2 separate regions of the Homo sapiens genome follow, and region 1 is linked to region 2. The links are chromatin loops, found by intact Hi-C in ENCODE. Cell type or tissue: mammary epithelial cell. All regions are shown on one strand. Links, peaks and the distances in the headings refer to the core of each region. The heading gives the core; the rest is flanking DNA.

Region 1 (2,849 bases), core at 350-2,849, 580 kb after region 2:
ATGCATTTTTTATGATCTCCATTACATAGACCCGACTGAAGTTAGTAAGAAGTTAAATGAATTTTTCAAGGTCAAGCAAAGAGCAAGGGTGAGACCTCTGTCTCCTGTCTACCCCACTCATTTTCTTTTCACTAAACTGCCTTGCCTGAAGGACTATTTGAGCTTCCTAGTAAAAAGTTGAAAGGCACTTCATAATATTTTCTTCAGTAAGCTTTCTCTTATTAAGATATTTTATTACACTATCATTACAATGAAAATAAGGAAATAAAAATATATCTCATCCCACTCACCCAATTTATTTTCCTCAATGATCTTCTATGCTGATACAAAGTTTTAGAAATGAGATCATATCACATTAATTGCTGCATCCAATAAATGTTGAGTGATTATTGTACTAACTGTAGGAATGACTATAAAAGAATCTCACCCCTTTCTTATGGTATGTATCGTCTGCCTTCGATATTTATTTATCACATTTCTTGTCTTCTGAATTAGATTTTAGTTGTTGGGGGATAGAAACCATATCTGACCTACTTTTGTTTTAAATCTCCTCAGCACTTTGCACCACAAACTGAATGGAGAACAGAGAACCGTGCTCAATAAACGTTTGCTTAATGAATGAGTGATTACTTCTGCTGAGGAAAACAAAACATGAACACGTTGGTGACAGTGGATTAATTCTCTGCTTGCCTTCTCTCCCTCTTGTTTGAGATCCCTGAAGGCTCTTGCTGGGTGTTCTCTCTCTCCAGTAGCATAGCTGGTCCTTGAAAGCCTAACTTTAAGTCCTGGTCTCACATTCCTAGTGTCTCTCTTGTGGCTTCCTGGTTCCACACAAGTACTCCAAAAATGTTTGTAGAATGGAGGCAGCAAGGAAGGAGGGCGGGGAGAAAGAGTAGCTAATGATATGCTTAACAATTCTTGCATGCTCTCTAAGGGCTGGGAACTGCTTTAAATGCCTTATTGGATCAAGTCATTCACTCCCTTCAACAATCCTACTAAGTAGATCCAATCAGTAGCCCCAATTAAAACCAAACCACAGAGAGAGTAAGTAATTTGTCCAAGCTCACATAGCTAAGTGGTAAAGGCAGAATTCAGACCCAGTGTTTTGGTTTTTTGTTTGTTTGTTTTTGTTGTTCGTTTGTTTTGTCACTGAGTTAATCTGTGTCTTGATATAGCCACCTGGATTTTCAGTACAGCACAGGATAAAAAAGGTAAGGAAGGAAACAACAGTTACTCACAGAGCATCGGTAACAACCAACATATTATAGTGGAAGAAGCCTAGAAAGAGCCGAAAATCCCGTGTCCCAATAAGAATGTTTTCGTATTCAGTTAACTTCATCTAATGTCTCTGGCCTTACTATTCTAATCTGCTAAATGGGTATAATTATCCTAGACCTGCCTTGCTCAGAGTTGTAAATTTATGCAAACACAATTTGAAATTAAGTGTATAATGCGCTATGACTATGTAAGCTAAGTATTTTAACAGCTGTTATATACATGTCACGGCATATTTTACCTGTTACTCTCAACAAATCTTCATATAACAAATATCAACTTTATTCAACTGAATAGAGGCACAAAATGAGCATTATTAGACTTTATAGATTCTGCGCAAATGCAGCTTGATAAAAAGTTTTAATATTATCAAAGCCTTTTTATATAAAGTTTTATGATGGCGCTGAATGGAGTCTCAGTTGAATATTAGACATAGCGAGCATTACCCAATGAACTCACGATACAAGGGTGGAGGAAATGGTTGTTGTTGGTGGTATTGGGGTAAATATATAATGAGAGAAAAGAGCTCCACCTGCTGATCAGCAGTGCCACTTCCTACCACACCCTTGGAAGTCAGCCTCATACATAGTGGATCATAGCCTGTTCACTTTGGAAAATAACGTTAAGAACATAATTACCATCACCACATACACGCAAATGCACAAAGCCTACCACTTACTGAGTACTTATTTTTTCCCAGGCGATGGAAAGTGATTTCTATTAATCCTGATACCCCGCCTCCCCCCTCGCCCAGGGGTAGTGATAGAGCAGAGCCTGAATCCGGGCCACTCGGCTCAAAGCCTGAATCTTCCATTTTCTAGGTGTGGCCTTGGGCAATAAATTTCCCTTGGCCTTCATTTCTCCATCTGTAAACAGAGATTATAATAACTTCTACCTCATCGGGTTGTTACAACGATTCAATGAATCAATGTTTGTGAAGAATTTACAAAAATTGGCCGGGGGCGGTGGCTCACGCCTGTTGTCCCAGCACTTTGGGAGGCCGAGGTGGGAGGATCACGAGGTCAGGAGATCGAGACCATCCTGGCTAACACGGTGAAACCTCGTCTCTACTAAAAATACGAAAAATTTGCCGGGCGTGGTGGCGGGCGCCTGTAGTCCCAGCTACTCGGGAGGCTGAGGCAGGAGAATGGCGTGAACCCGGGAGGCGGAGCTTGCAGTGAGCCGAGATCGCAACACTGCACTCCAGCCTGGGCGACAGAGCGAGACTCCGTCTCAAAACAACAACAACAACAACAACAACAAAAAAGAATTTACAAAAATTCTTAGTGTATGATAAGCATTTGTGAGATAGATTTTTAAAAAGGAAAACAAGCTGTAATTTACACAACTTTATTAGAGAACTCTTAAAGAGATAAACTCAGGAGTTGAACACAGACTGTCTGACCTCAGTGCCTATGCTCTTAAGCACCAGGCTATGTAGCTTCTCAATATGTGACGATGATGAAATAAAACCTAAAGGAACTAAGGACATGTCGTTGAGTTATTTACAGGAATGATGATTTGCTATTTGAATTACATCAAGTTTAGCTCTTTCCGTTATTTTATTTCTTATG
Region 2 (4,012 bases), core at 702-3,201:
TGACTAAAACTACTATTAAAAGTAAAACTTCAGACACATTAAATTTAAAGTTTAATTGAGCAATGAACAATTCGCAAATCAGGCAGCTTCCAGAATCACAGCAGATTCAGAGAGACTCCAGGGGTCCCTCATGGTCAGAACAAATTTATAGACAAAAAAAGTAAAGTGGCATACAGAAATCAGAAGTGAGATACAGAAACAGCTGGATTTGTTATAGGTTGGTGTTTAACTTATTTGAACACTCAGCAGTGTATGAATGGTTGAAGTATGGCTGCTGGGGTTGGCCCAGACTCAGCTGTTGTTACAGGCACATACCCCCAAGTTAGGTTTTCTATCTTGTCTGCCTATTAAGTTAGGTTGCAGTTTGTCAATACGGACTCAAATATAGAAGTACGGAGTCCTTCTTAAGGCCATATTTAGTTTGCATTAACACTATGAACTAAGGAAGGAAAGGAAATTGGGGGAATGAATATATAGCATATATAAAAGCCTGAAAGTAGGACAAAAAGGACAAAATGAAGCTTTTTGAACAAACTAATTCGGTATGGCTGAAGGATAGACTGAGAGGCAGGGAGTTAAAAGAGATGAAACAGAAGCAGGAAATGGGCCCAAAGAATGCATTTGGACCATTATGTAAGACCTGTGGGGAACAATTGAAAGATTTTAAGAAGAGGCATGAATTGATCTGATTTTATATCAAAAGATCACTGTAATGTAGAGAATAGATTGGAATGGCATAAGCCTGTTAGACAGAGAGGGTCTACTTTTAGAGGTTATTTCCATTATCCAGATGAGAGGTGATAATGGAACTGGATTAGTATCAGTAAAGATGAGAGAAATGGGCCAGGTTGGAAAAGTATTTAGGAGACAGAGCCGACAGGACTCAGTGACTAGATTGGATTGGTTGGATGAGAACTCGTTAAGGATGTCAGCAAGGTTTCTGAATTAAACAGCTGCATAAATAGTGATATAGTTTTTAAAACATTAGAAAATACAAAGCTTTAATAGGAAAACATGATAAATTTAGTTGTTTCACTTGAAGTGTCTGTGGCATCTACAAATAAAAGAGTTGACTGTAGAAGAATCTGAACCTCAAGAGAAAGATCTGGGAATTAGAGAGGCCTGTGGTATAGATAGTATTATTACTATTTTACAAATAAGTACTGTTGGTTCTGTGGTTCAATTCTGTTGTGGATTTAATAGGCTTTTGTTGACTGATATAATAACTTTAAAATATATGGGAACTTCCTATGGTTATTCCTAAGCAATCCACATAGCCATATAAACTTTGGTATGTAATCATCTTGAAAATTTCCTCATTTTTTAGGTTTTTGCTGTTTTTTAAAAAAAAATCTTTAAAGTTTATCCCATTGTAACATAAATGTGGTTGGTAGGGGTAGGTTGGTAGGTAAGGCTGTGTGGGGAAACAACCAACAGAGCCGTTTCTGGAAGTAGGAAAACTGAAAGCAGATGTCCTTGTCTCCTTGTCTCCAGTGTTCTTCTGACCCCCTATCCACATCAAAATGGACACTACCTAACCAGGGGATTCCTGGGATTGGGGCTGCCCTGTGGATGCCCCAGCCAGCCACAGGGCTCAGAATTGATTGGATGTATACTGAGGCTAGAGTGGACAATTGCCACCAGGTGGTGCCAAATTGCAGCCTGAGCCCAGATGAATTTGAATTTCACAGGACACCTAACTAGCTAGGTGTACAGGCTTGCCTTTATCATTTTAATCTCACAGTAATCCAACTCTATGTTTTATGTAATCTTTGGGGATCATAGTTTCTTCATTATGGCAGATTTAACTGTAGTTAGAGCTTGTATCATACTAATCTTCCACACAGTAAAAAGTAAATTATAAATTACTTCTTTTGAAATCTTAGAACTTAAAATGGCTAAAGAAAGAATTTTAATATTTCCTGTTATAAAACATGAAATTCATAATAAGTTTACACATTTAAGGTTGTGTGTGTGTGTTTAGGTAAATTAATCTTTTGCTTTGGCCTGAGATGTGTAATTATGTTAATTACTAGTATTTTATCAAAGTGTGCTGTTACAATAAGTTGAAATGGATGAAGTACTTACACTTGCATATTTATATTTGGTCTCCTTATCTCTCCCCCAATAAACTTTTTTTTTTTTTTTTTTTGACGGAGTCTTGCTCTGTCACCCAGACTGGAGTGCAGTGGCGTGATCTCAGCTCACTGCAACCTCCACCTCCCGAGTCCAAGCGATTCTCCTGTCTCAGCCTTCTGAGTAGCTGGGATTACAGGTTCGCGCCACCACGCCCGGCTAATTTTCATATTTTTAGTACGGATGGGGTTTCACCATCTGTTGGCCAGGCTGTTCTCAAACTCCTGACCTCAGGTAGTCTGCCTGCCTCGGCCTCCCAAAGTGCTGGGATTACAGGCGTGAGCCACCATGCCCGGCCCCAATAAACATTTTCTAAAGAAACTGAAATGATGATTAATGAAATATATTTTGCCTTTAATTTGTTGTCTATACATTGGAGGATATTAAAAGGATACTTTTTCTTTTCTCTTCTTTAATATGGAAAAGGCACATGGAACTTACTCTGTCCAATCTTGGTATCTGACCTGCAGTCATTCCACTAGTTCTTGAAGTTAAAGTATTGAGAGAAAAGAAAGAGAGTAGAAGATATAAAGACTTAAGAAAAGGGCAATTATAAATGAAGAGAGAACTTGGATATTTAGATACATCAAACATACTGTAGTTGAAATTATAATATGTATGTATGCTTTGGTCCAGTTTGTGAATTAAGCTTTTTTGTCTTTTCTGTATTTTCTAGTTACTTAAAATTCCACTTTGGAGCTGTAGGAAATGAGTGAAAGGTACTACAGTGCTGAGATGTATTATATAAATAACTTCTTGCTTAGTAGGTATTATGTGACAGAAATGTTATGGACCCTCTTATGCATTTGGAAATAAGACATTCTGTGAGTGGGAGTATATTATGAAAGAGATTTGGATCAAAAGACTGAACTTGATCCTGGTTCTACCACTTACTAGCTCAGCAGATAAGTCACTTAATATCCCTGAAGTTTAATTTCTTCTTTTATAAAATGGGCTAATAGGCTAGGTGTGGTGGCTAACACCTGTAATACCAACACTTTGGGAGACTGAGGCAGATGGATTGCTTAAGTCTAGGAGTTCGAGACCAGCCTGGGCAACATGGCAGAACCCCGTCTCTAGTGAAAATACAAAAAAAATTAGCCAGGCGTGGTGGCACAGGCCTGTAGTCCTATTAAGGAGGCTGAGGTGGGAGGATCACCTGAGCCTGGGAGGTCAAGGCTGCACTGAGCCAAGATCATGCCATTTGCACTCCACCCTGGGCAAATGGAGTGAGACCCTGTCTCAAAAAATAATAATAACTAACTAATAATACTTTTTAGGGTGGCCCGTGAGGTCTAAATGAAATAATATATGCAAAAAGTACATTATAAATTATAGATGTAGATGAGTTATTTTGGTACCTTGTGCCTATGTAGAATACTTGAAGAAAATATTTTCATCTGTTATGTTGACAGTTTAAGGAAAATCACCATTATATAAAAGTCATCTGATAATATTATGGGATTATTTATCATTAGAAGATACTAATACAAAATATATATTCTTAAGTGTTTATCTCCATAGCATTTAACCAGTTTTCTTAAATGACGTAATACAGACGTAGAGGGTCTACATGCCATTCTTTTCTGTCTAAATTTCTGCATAAGATGGCTAGCTTATGTTTCCTAATTAGGTTATGAGATAATAAGGTAAAGGGAGATAAATTCAGCTGATTAAGTTTTTCCATAAAGTAAAACTACCTTTATTTAAGGTGGTCTTGTTAACTGTAAACACAGAGCTATTCTGAGTGGTGCTCTACAAAAGATAATAGAGGTATTCATGATGCTCTTGATGCAGTACAGAATCTGGAAATTGAAATAGCTTTACAATTGTTTGAAAGGGGGTAGGCAGTAGAGAAAAAGAGATTGAAAAGATG

Evidence for each region. A loop is a pair of places that touch in the nucleus more often than their neighbours do. Peaks named below come from ENCODE experiments on the same cell type or tissue, not always from the same donor. Only the 100,000 strongest peaks of a DNase experiment are listed, where the experiment ranks them.
Region 1: a loop joins it to region 2, with 28 times the contacts of the local background. A loop is called at or near these places in 10 of 110 quality-filtered maps.

The regions. Positions count from the first base shown.
Region 1 is chr13:73,415,410-73,418,258 of GRCh38, forward strand. No RefSeq gene overlaps it. Among named protein-coding and RNA genes, the nearest start is that of LINC00392, 150 kb to the right of the region's middle. In mammary epithelial cell, for the core only: a CTCF peak has its summit at 1,814 (motif pointing left); no DNase peak of the experiment used is centred there.
Region 2 is chr13:72,838,392-72,842,403 of GRCh38, forward strand. The region is part of intron 9 of PIBF1 (progesterone immunomodulatory binding factor 1); the gene reads left to right. Among named protein-coding and RNA genes, the nearest start is that of PIBF1, 58 kb to the left of the region's middle. In mammary epithelial cell, for the core only: a CTCF peak has its summit at 1,646 (motif pointing right); a DNase peak (open chromatin) is centred at 1,640; H3K27ac peaks cover 292 bases.